Linked DNA regions of Homo sapiens: region 2 is linked to region 1. A link is an interaction called in ENCODE POLR2A ChIA-PET data of the cell type or tissue named here. Cell type or tissue: B cell. All regions are shown on one strand. Links, peaks and the distances in the headings refer to the core of each region. The heading gives the core; the rest is flanking DNA.

What was found. ChIA-PET counts read pairs that join two places held together with the same protein. Peaks named below come from ENCODE experiments on the same cell type or tissue, not always from the same donor. Only the 100,000 strongest peaks of a DNase experiment are listed, where the experiment ranks them.
Region 2: POLR2A ChIA-PET joins it to region 1 with 7 read pairs; 4 of 35 experiments call an interaction of 5 or more read pairs at or near these places.

The regions. Positions count from the first base shown.
Region 1 is chr21:34,880,608-34,885,923 of GRCh38, reverse strand. RUNX1 (RUNX family transcription factor 1) reads left to right here. Exons shown (of 9, transcript NM_001754.5): 5 at 5,211-5,316. RUNX1-AS1 (RUNX1 antisense RNA 1) reads right to left here. Exons shown (of 2, transcript NR_186614.1): 2 at 872-2,441. Among named protein-coding and RNA genes, the nearest start is that of RUNX1-AS1, 47 kb to the right of the region's middle. RefSeq lists an enhancer at 1-70 and a silencer at 2,952-3,001. In B cell, for the core only: no CTCF peak of the experiment used is centred there; DNase peaks (open chromatin) are centred at 2,220 and 3,083; H3K4me3 peaks cover 955 bases; H3K27ac peaks cover 2,302 bases.
Region 2 is chr21:35,130,416-35,135,798 of GRCh38, reverse strand. No RefSeq gene overlaps it. Among named protein-coding and RNA genes, the nearest start is that of RUNX1, 84 kb to the right of the region's middle. In B cell, for the core only: no CTCF peak of the experiment used is centred there; no DNase peak of the experiment used is centred there.

The DNA of each region.
Region 1 (5,316 bases), core at 317-5,316:
ACACTAGCAGCAAGCAGTAGGAATTTAATTTCTGCAGTGGAGATTCTGTTTTGTCTTTGGTGGGTTTGAAAAGATGCGACTAAGTAAAATCAGTGCGGGTCATTTCCTGTTCGTTTAAAGGGCGAATCAAGGCAGGTGGTTCCAAGTGTAAAGATAAGCTACTAAAAAAAAAGTTTAAATAATTGTCCCCTTTAAAGGGAGATTAATTTAATATAAGCTTTTTATAGTTCCAAGCCTCAGCTGGGTCTTGATCTTATTACAACGACGAATATTCACTTTTTAAAAAAGTATTGTTGCGGTTATTTTTAAGCTTTATACAGTTTCCACACTTAGATTGTGATTTCTAAAACAAAACGAAATTTGCAGTTGGCTGTGTCTATAGATTGGCCTCTTTTTCCACTCACTTTTCTAAAAGCAGTTTTTTTTGTTTGTTTTGTTTTTTAGTGGGGGTGGAAATGAGGAGAAGGAACGAAGGAACGTGGTGGCTTGCTTGACTCTTTTTTCCCTCCCTCCGTTTACTTAGATTTGGGTTTGGGAGACCATTTTACTTTTAAATCATTCTAACCCTTTGCCTAAATGGACTCAGCGATGACTCTTTAGGGCACCCGCATTGAGAGGGGACCCAACAGGGTTGGGCCATGGGGTCACTATCAGATAAAGAGCAGAGGCAAGACGGGCTGATAACCACCAAAGGCCATTAAAACCTGGCTGCCCCAATGCACTAGGGCTCTAAGAGATTTGTGGCTTCCTTTTGGGGGGGAAATCAGGGTCTCTTCTGAACTCCCTCCTCTGCCAGGGAACCCACACTCAAATATATTAAAAGACTAAATGATTAATAAATAATCTTCAGGAATTGGAGCAATTCAGAGTCTCAAGCCATTACATGAAAGTATTTATTTTCTTCTAAAAAATGAAAAATTATACATATTGCTTTTATGAGCTGTCAGAATTCTTTCTAGCAGAAACCATAATAACCATAGAGTTTCCTTTTTAAAATGACTTTTGGCAATTCACTTAAAAACAATTAATTTGTTTTATTGAGTGATAATCTATAGGCTACTAAAAATCCAAATACAGAGCTCTTGAAAAAAGTTCAAGCAGATCCCCTGAGAACATTTAGGGGAAAGGAAAGGATAGCAGAGAAATCAGACCATTTGATTATTGTCTGTCACCACCCCAATCCTCATAAAAAGAGGCTTCTTCCTGGAGGAGACCTGCTCACTGCATAACTAGAAGAGTAGACAAAATGTTCAGTGAGACAGTAAACGTGAAGGGATAAAATGTTAGGGATAAAAGCAAGCAAAACATCAAAACCTGCCTACATCCCGGGCTCATTTAGTGTGTGTCCCTGGCTTCACTCTATCTGCCCACCCAACCACCTCACAAGCAGCTTCAACAGAAATTATTACTTTAAAATTTGGATCTTAAATAAGCCGCAGGCAATCTCCCTAGGAAGTTAACCAGTAAATAATTATTATATTCCCTATGGTAAAGAGAAGCAAATGTGAAACAATGATAAGGCCTGATGATATTGATGAAAAGATCACTGAAGGCCTTCTTAGGAATCTCCTGAAGTTCTGTAGGTAAATCCTCTACGTCAATCTTCTGAACTAAAGAGAGATTTAAAATTATGAATTTTCTTTAAAATAGATTACAATAACCCTACTTGCTTATTTTGAGCCCCAACCTGTTCTCCCCCTACTCCTTCCCTCCCATGGAACACCTTTATTTTTTACAGTATGAGAGATACATGTTTTTTACTACTAAGAAAACCTTAAGTTTGCTGTGTGTTTTGCTGTACTTACAGAATTAGCCTAAAAAGCTGTTTTGATGACTTAGGATGTATTTGGTAATACCATGGTGTTATAGCTTGTTCAGGCCCTGGTACACCAGAGTCCAAAGACGTAAACGTGCCTTCAGCAGGGAAGTTCGGAGGTCTTGGATTCTGATGGTAATATTCTTTTCATAAAAAGGAAATAAGTAATATTTTTGTCGGCAAGATCACAGTCCCTAGCTATGCCTTAAATATCATCTCAGCTGAATTCTGTGTTCCACTCCACAGCCTTCTTTGCAACACTGGAAGGTTAACGGATTTGAAGTAAATGAATTGTAACTGTAATTTCAACCTAATTAGAATTGGTTTAAAATGCCAGTTTGGACCGTGAACAGGCTAGCCAAGAACAGTATTGGGAGGTCCATGTAATATAGAAGAGAGTTGATATTTGGCCCAACTTCCTGATACTTTAAAAACAGAGAAGTAAAACAAAATATGAGATATCTTTGGCCAGCAAGTCCCTTCTTGCCTGTTTGGTCTGTGTTAAAATGTAAATGTTTGTGTTTCCTTACCTATTGTTTATAGCTTTTCATTCCAGTTGTTTCTTTTTTCTGTTTGAAGTTAGATATTTTTACATTCTCTCCATATTGCCCATCAGTGACAAAACCTGTATCAAATTAGCACGCATGTTAGTTTTGAATTAAAAAGAAACTTTTTAAACCTGGCTTAAGTATGCTTGTTAACAATTGGACGATATACAGTATTAATGAATTGCCCTGGATTTACTAGTTCCCCTTTACCCACCCGCCTCCACCAAAAAAAAACCCTCAGAGATCAATACAAGGCCAAGTGAATGATATGTAGGTGCCCAAATATGGTTGATTCTGCTGCATTTAAAAAAAAAGAGGAGTGGGAGTTAAACTTCTAATTTTTTTCTTCTTAAGTTCCAACATCAACAGCCTTTTCTTATTTAGCCTCCATGATAATTTTATTCTATGTTTGTTTCGACTTGGCGAAGGTCTCCTGAATTTGCCAAATTACCAATGAGGATAGTATTGGAAAGATGAGAGAGGCACAGGCTTGGAGCACTGTGAGGGGAACAGCAGTAGGAGGCAGATAATTCAGAATACATTCCTGTAGTTATAAAAGAAGATTTATTTATTTTCACCTTTTTACAGATCCAGACCCAACAATGAGTTATTCAGTTTGAAACCCACGTAGTGGAGGCAGTCTCTGTATACCTGCTGAATGTTGAGTTACAATAGAGAAGCCTGGGTTACCACAGGGAGAGGAGGATGAGGAAGTAAAAATATGTGTTCAAAGAGGGCATTTCAACACTGTGAGCTAACTTTACAACGGGAAGTGAAAATCATGAAAAAAAGGGGAAAATTTGTTGTGAGAGACTAAAAAGAGCAAAATAAAGCAAGCCCATTTTTCGGGAATAGAAAAAAAAAAAAAACAGTAGCAATAACCAAATAACTGATCAGGGAGATTTATTTCCGTGATATCTTTTTAAAACAAAAAGGGAATTGTCGTATCACTGCTCTTAATTAAATGGCAACAAACACACTTATAATGGGAACTAAATAGCTAATTAGAGGGTGCTTGGGGAATAAATAGCAGAGTTTTAAAATCTCCTATATGGAAAACATGTCCAACAATTGGAATGAAAGGATTAAAAAGAGAGAAAAGGCCCAGACCTTGTTTGGCAGTGCAAGTTGGATAAAATAGAGGAAAATGCCTCCCTGCTTCTATGAGACTAGATTATCCTGGTGTAGTCTTGGGGTTGGAAGTATGTTCATCTCTCATAGTGAGTTAGTTCGTGTTCTGTGCCACAAGGACTGAAGCAGTTCTAATGAATAAAAACAATAGATAGTCATCTGGAGGCCACAGGGAAAGGGTGATGGCTAAGCAGATCATGAAAATGGGAATCTTGAGAAACATGACTTCGATATCATACAAGTGAGTCTATGGCAGCCTTTTTTACATATAGAAAAAGAGGCCTGAAAATATATACTACAAAAAATTATGTAGCAGTTATTAAGGTAAAAATTGGGAAGTAGGAGGCAGAGGAAGGAGTGATAACACTAGATTAAGGAATGCTTTACTGTTACCAATTCAAAAACAGCAACCAAAAATGATGATGTAATTGGAATGAGTAATATAAATGTCACTACTGACTTTACCGTAAAGAATGTCAGAAATGATCAGAATAAATACAGCTTGGGGCATTTCGATTTGAAGTTGTATGACTGCTTTGAAAAATAGAAACAAAGGAAATACAGCCAATAGTAAATGTCTAGACCAAGAAAATAGTTTCTAGAAGGCCTAAATGATAGCCAAGAAATTGATGCTATTGTACAAAGTATCTTTAGGTCATGCTTTTCAGAGTATTTTACTTTGGAATTCATTTTCTTAATTACCTGAGTATAAAAACATTTATCTACCAGTTTTCTCCAATAGCCCTGATAAGACTTCATACTTACTCAGTTACATTAAATAAATTCCTGGTCAAGATCAGCTGGGCTAGCAGAAAACCTCAGGCATCTGTGAGGACATGAGTTTACACACGCTGAGACTCACAGATACAAAAATGCAACCCAATTCCACCCCTGAATTGAGGGGAGTGCATAGAAGTGAATGTCCCGTCTTTCTGAGGTCTGTTGATTTTGTAATTAGTAAACGAAGGGTGCATTTCTGATTTTTTTTTCTTGTGTGCTAGAATTCATTGCTAGTAAAACTCAAGATAATAGCGATGAGTAGGAGGTATCAAAGATGAACTGTAGAGGGACAGTTTAAGTTACTTAAGAATCGTCAGCAAGATGAAATCTACTTTTAGCAGAAATTGGGTTTTTTTGTGTTTTTTTGTTTTGTTTTATTTTCTAAAAGTAAAGTCTGCACCTTGTTCAGCCTGTTAGTGGAGGTCTGAGCAAGTAAAAGATGGGTTGGATTATAAACTTACAAACACAGGATGTTCTGTTTCTCAAACGGGAGAAATTAAGAAGAGATGCTTGTATTCAGGAGACGGCATAGCTACTCAAAATCCTTGATATCTTGCTATGGTTAGTCTTGTTCCAACTGTGCTATGTGACCTACTATGGCTTTATGAGGTAAATTTAGTATATGTGTCACTATTTGAAAATTTACATATAGTTATACATAATGTATTAGGTTGGTGCAAATGTAACTGCAGTTTTTGGAGTTAAAAATTGCAAACACTGCAATTACTTTTGCACCAACCTAAAATATAATAAAAAAGTGTCTTCTCTTTATAACTTTTCTGTTGTTTTGCTTAAGTTATCATTGCTATTCCTCTGCAACCTAAAAAGAAATCATTGAATATACATTTAATTTTAGAATAATCACTACACAAATGCCCTAAAAGTGTATGTATAACATCCCTGATGTCTGCATTTGTCCTTTGACTGGTGTTTAGGTGGTGGCCCTAGGGGATGTTCCAGATGGCACTCTGGTCACTGTGATGGCTGGCAATGATGAAAACTACTCGGCTGAGCTGAGAAATGCTACCGCAGCCATGAAGA
Region 2 (5,383 bases), core at 255-5,254, 250 kb before region 1:
AATCTTGAGTTTTGACCCATCATTTGAAATTCATTTTCTCTGACTTTTCCATAAGCCATGCCAATGAAAACAAAGGAACCAGCCCTTGCCCCAGACCACAGCTCCCCCCGGCCCACCAGGCTCACCAGCTTTCTGACGCTGCCATGTGGATTCAGATGAATGCAAGCAAGTCGTCCTGGCGTCTGTTTTTCATTGACAAGAGCAGAAAATTAGCATCACCTTCGGCCAAATTCTGCGTTGTATTCCATAATGCATTAGGGGTCCCCTTCTGATTTTATTTCACGTTTGGCTTGATAGCACAGTTTCCCTTAACTTCAAAGGTTGTTCTCTGCCTGAATAGCTTATCCAGCTCAGAGGATAAGAAATAGGCCTTTATTCTAAATGGGGATTTACCCACCAAACCTATAAGAGAACCAAAAGGCAAAAAGTTCTTGATAGTAAAGTAAAGTAAAACCTTAATAGGACTTTTGATGTACAAATGCTTCCCTTAGTTTAGAAAAATCCAGATGCAGCCATATTTCTACATGATGACAAATTGTCATAGACTTCCTGACATAAGCCACTGCAAACCCTAGCAGGCAGAACTAACTGAATTTTTGCTTCTAATCCTGATGGGGCATTAGCAGGACTCAGGCTTTGCATGGTATGTTTGGGCTTTTCCAGTTTTACATGGATTTTTTATAGTATATTAATATCATGCGTAATGTCAACATTTGGAAAAGGTTCGTGACTGACGGGGCTGAAAAGGCATATTTCTCCAACAGCCTGTTTCTATAATTGAAGTCATTCTTCTTCAAGACTCAGACCACCATATGCTTCCACTTTTTTCCCCCCTGTTTTATCGAGAGACCTTGGCACACTGGATTTCAGCATAAATTTCAAATATATTAAGACAGTTCCAAAAACGCAAGCCAGCTCACCCTCAGCTCCTTGTGGTCCCCTCTCAGGAGAGTTTACTGAGGCCTGGACTCCTCTCAGCTGTGGTTGGGGTCAGCCCTAATAACAGTAATCACTGAGGTTTATTGAGTGTTTACTATATGCCAGGTTCTGTGCTAAGTGTTTTATGTGTGTTAGGATATTTAGTCCTCCCAAAAACTCTATAAAGAAAGATGAGAAAACTGTGGCATGGAGACAAGGAGTTTGTTCAAGGTCCTAGGACTAGTGCATTCATACAAGCCTTCAATGCCCAATCCCATGTTCTTCATTTTCACTATATTGACCCAGATCAGCAGACTAATGCCTCCTCACCACCCCTACACACAAATACACACCCACACACATCCCAACACACACACTCATTCTTGAATATCTCCCTTTAGGGACTCTCACTTCTGCTACTGAGGGTGCAATACCTTCTTCCACTCCCTGGCTCACTCTAAGCCCTCGTAGGGGGAGGAAGATTGTTCTTTTCCTGGCTGGGGTCCATCATTGTAAAATGCATTTGACCCACAACTAATTTCTTCCTAAAGCCACCCACCCGGGTGACAGAGAGATAACCCAAGACAGTACATATTTGTTAAGCACCAATTATTTATGAAACATGTGTTATTATGATGCAGCAAACTGTTTACAGACCCCTGCCCTTCAGCTACACACACACACACACACACACACACACACACAAACACACACACACACACGTTTGACCTGCTGGACTCCTGAGCCTTTGTGGAGTATTCTGCAATCCTGATTGGAAAGGATTGGAAAAAGGAAATTGGAAAAATCCAAAGGAGGATGAGTTGCCTGTCTTAGAAAGGACCCTGAGTCATTCCCAAGAGAAAAGAATCAGGAGTGATGAAGGAGAGACTGAAAAAGAGAACAGGGGACTTTGAGAAGAATCTTTTCTAAGGAGAAGTCTTACAGCCCTTAACTCTGTCTTTCCAAGGATGTAATCCTCCCCGTTTTGCCTCTTCAAGAGGCTTCAGTAAGAACTTACTTGACTCCCTGATGCTCTTGCAATCAGAACTGTATCTCTTTGAGATGTGTGACTTTGCCGAGCCAGGACTGATGGTGCAAGTTGAGCATCGGGAGGGGGTTAGACTAGGTCCTACCAAATACAGAAGGATGACCTCTGACCTTAGGGAGCTCACACCCTAATATGCTGTTTAAAGAAAATAGCACACAACTTTAGAGCAGCATAAACACATCACCAGCATGAGGTTACAAGAACAATGAAAAGAGACGTAGTGTTAGGAATCCAACCGGAGATGGCTTCTGTGTGTTTCCTGGAGAGATAGGTTTGGGACACGAGTGGAATTTGGAGGGGAGCTGTCTATGCATGAGGACCCTTTTATCCTGTCGCGCTTCCCACCTAGGGTAACCACTTTGTCCCGTGTCCTGGGAAGCCCACCAGCCCTGGGCAAACCAAGATGGTTGGTCACCAGACTCCTATCATCAGCCAAGAGCAGAAGGGCCTAACACTGTACATGTGTCCCACTTCATGTGTGCTCTTTATGCCTCATTTTTAGACAAGGAAACTGAAGATCAGAGAAATAAGAAGATTTGCTCAAGGTGACAAAATTAGCAATGGCTTGGGTTGGGATTTGAGTCTAGACACGATTCTAACATGAAGATACCTCATTGTCTTCCACTATTTGTATTTGAAGCCCTCAAAATTTTTCTCATTATTTTTAAAATTTTACTTCCTATTATTTCCTACTTATTCTTTGCACTTAGGCACGAGGCCAGCTAAAATGCTGTTAGTAGTAGAGTTGCCCTGTTAAATAGAGTGAAGGCTGTTCATGTGGATTTTGATTCTACTGCTTTACAGATACTTATAAGGTAGACTTAAAATGTACTGGAAGGAAAGAGGATGGCATTGGGGTTTGAAAAAGGCTTAGGGAGCATGAATAATAATGGATGATGAGAAAATTATTTTTAAGATACTGTATATAATTCTTTTTTTTTTTTTTTTTTTTTTGTGAGATTGAGTCTCACTCTGTCACCCAGGCTGGAGTGCGGTGGCGTGATCTTGGCTCACTGCTACACCCCGCTCCCGGGTTCAAGCAGTTCTCCTGCCTCAGTAATCTTGAGTAGCTGGGATTACAGACAATGTGTAATTATTTTACCAAATCATTACACTAAATATGTATACTCCAGAACCCTGCTACTCACCTTTTTTAGAACTGAAGCTATTTATGAAATCTGGAAAATAAGCTCTAAACAAGTTTATGAAATTAATAAAGATGCCAGCCCTACTTTGCTGATGGATAGGTGCCTATGGAAACCAAATAAGACAATGAATGTGAAAGTGCTTTGAAAAGTCACAAAGCATTAATTTCTGTAATGTGCCATTTTTATCTCAATGTTATTATTTTATGTGACGCATCAATGTTTTCTCTCTTTTTTTTTTGAGACAGAGTCTCACTCTGTCACCCAGGCTGGAGTGCAGTGGTGCGATCTCGGCTCACTGCAAACTCTGCCTCCTGGCTTCAAGCAATTTTTCTGGCCTCAGCCTCCCAAGTAGCTGGGATTATAGGCTCCCGCCACCACACTTGGCTAATTTTTTGTATTTTTAGTAGAGATGGGGTTTCACCGTGTTGACCAGGCTGGTCTCAAACTCCTGACCTTAGGTGATCCACCCACCTCAGCCTCCCAAAGTGCTGGGATTACAGGCGTGAGCCACCGCACCCAGCCAATGTTTTCTCTTAATGACCTAGAATTATATTGCTCAAAGTTATTGTTCAGGTTTAAAAGCGGGGGGAGAGGAGGTGTTGCAATATAAGGGTTTGTGGGATTTGCATCTTGTTCCAGCAGTACAGATGTGTTAAATATGAATGAAACGTGATCCTGGAGATAAACTCCCTGTCTCCTACATTTTTCCACAAAATCACATATTAAACGCCCTGACTTCAGGAATACTATAGAAAAATAAATGGGTAGATGGAGGGGTGGGATGGGGGTAGGGAATAGGCTGAATGGGAAGACGGATGGATAGGTGGGAAATGGAGAGATGAATGATGATGGAACCCATCTCTTGGGTGAGTGAGATACTGTTCTGACCCTGGGCCATGATGCATTGAGCTAATTCTGGTCAGGTTAATTGTGTCAGTCCACAGTGTGCTGATACACATGCGTGTGTGCACACACACACATACGCATGCACACACCCATCTGCTCTCAGGGAAGCCTGCTTTGGCCTCGTGCTTATTAGCATGTATCACCTTGAAAGAAAACAACCTTTGGCATATCTGAATATATGCCTCCAATCCCTTTGCCCCTCAACTCCTTCTTATAATAACACAAGTAAGCAGGCTTACTGTGGAGCTGGAAGGGTGTCTGTGGCACTGAGAGTTCCAGGAACTGCAGCTACACAGGGTGGTCCACCTCACCTTCTCTCTGCTTAGTGTCAGCCCTAGGTATGCACCAGATGTTTACATGATTATTATTATTCTTAGTGGGAACCAAGGGACCCATGGTATAGTAGAGGCTGGCCTGTCCTCTACGTCTGAGGCCAATGCCACTGATTTCATGGCTCCCCAAGGAGGCCCAGCCAGCAGAGCCCTTAAGTTCTTCTTGGAAAGGATTGTACCTGTCTCCTTGTTGGGTGGAGCATGGAGTGGCTTCCCAGTGGCCAGCCCTGGTGGACATAGGCCAAAGCTCTTTTGCAAGTTGAAGTTACCCAATGCTCCTGTGGTTGACAGGGGCTGCCAGTGTATGCTCCAGAGAGGTCTGGGTGGCCAGGTCTGTCTCTCTCAGACCCCAAACCAGAGTCTGACCTACCCTCCCCCAGCCTCCAGCTTGTCCCTGTTCAAGAGACTCCCAACATCCAGACCAGAATGAGTGCTGGAAAATACACAGCTACAGGTGTGCTAAGGAAAACAAAGAAGATGAACGGGACTCGGTCCTCCAAGGGAGAGGCCCCAAGGCCACACCTACCAGTGGTGATTCCAATTGAAGAAGAAGAAGAGAAAAACTGAAAAGGGATGAGACTCTTCAGGGATATGCAATTACAGCACCAAAAGTAACTTTGGAGAACTAAGAAGCATGCTTTTGATATTGAAAACAAATAAACTGAAAAAATGTGAATTTGTGTTTCAGAAAACCAAAAAGAAATATCTTACAGTTTGAATAAATCTCAAAGCAATGAAAACCATAAAAAAAGAAAACATAAGAGACTTGGAAGATATAACACAAATAGTAGGGATTTCAGAAGGAGAAAACAGTGCCTGGGGAGGGAAAATTTAAAAGCAATGAAAAAGCAAGAGAATTAAGGTATCTCTGTGACGCTAAATAAATGAGTTAGCCTTGACTATCGGGTACACATTGATTGTATGGGTTTTTGGTCATGGTATGGAGGTATGATTTTTTAATCCATCCTTGCAAAGGCAAGCTTGCATTCCTTTGGGTAGAAAGTGGAACTTTGCCTGGGCAGAAAGGCCAT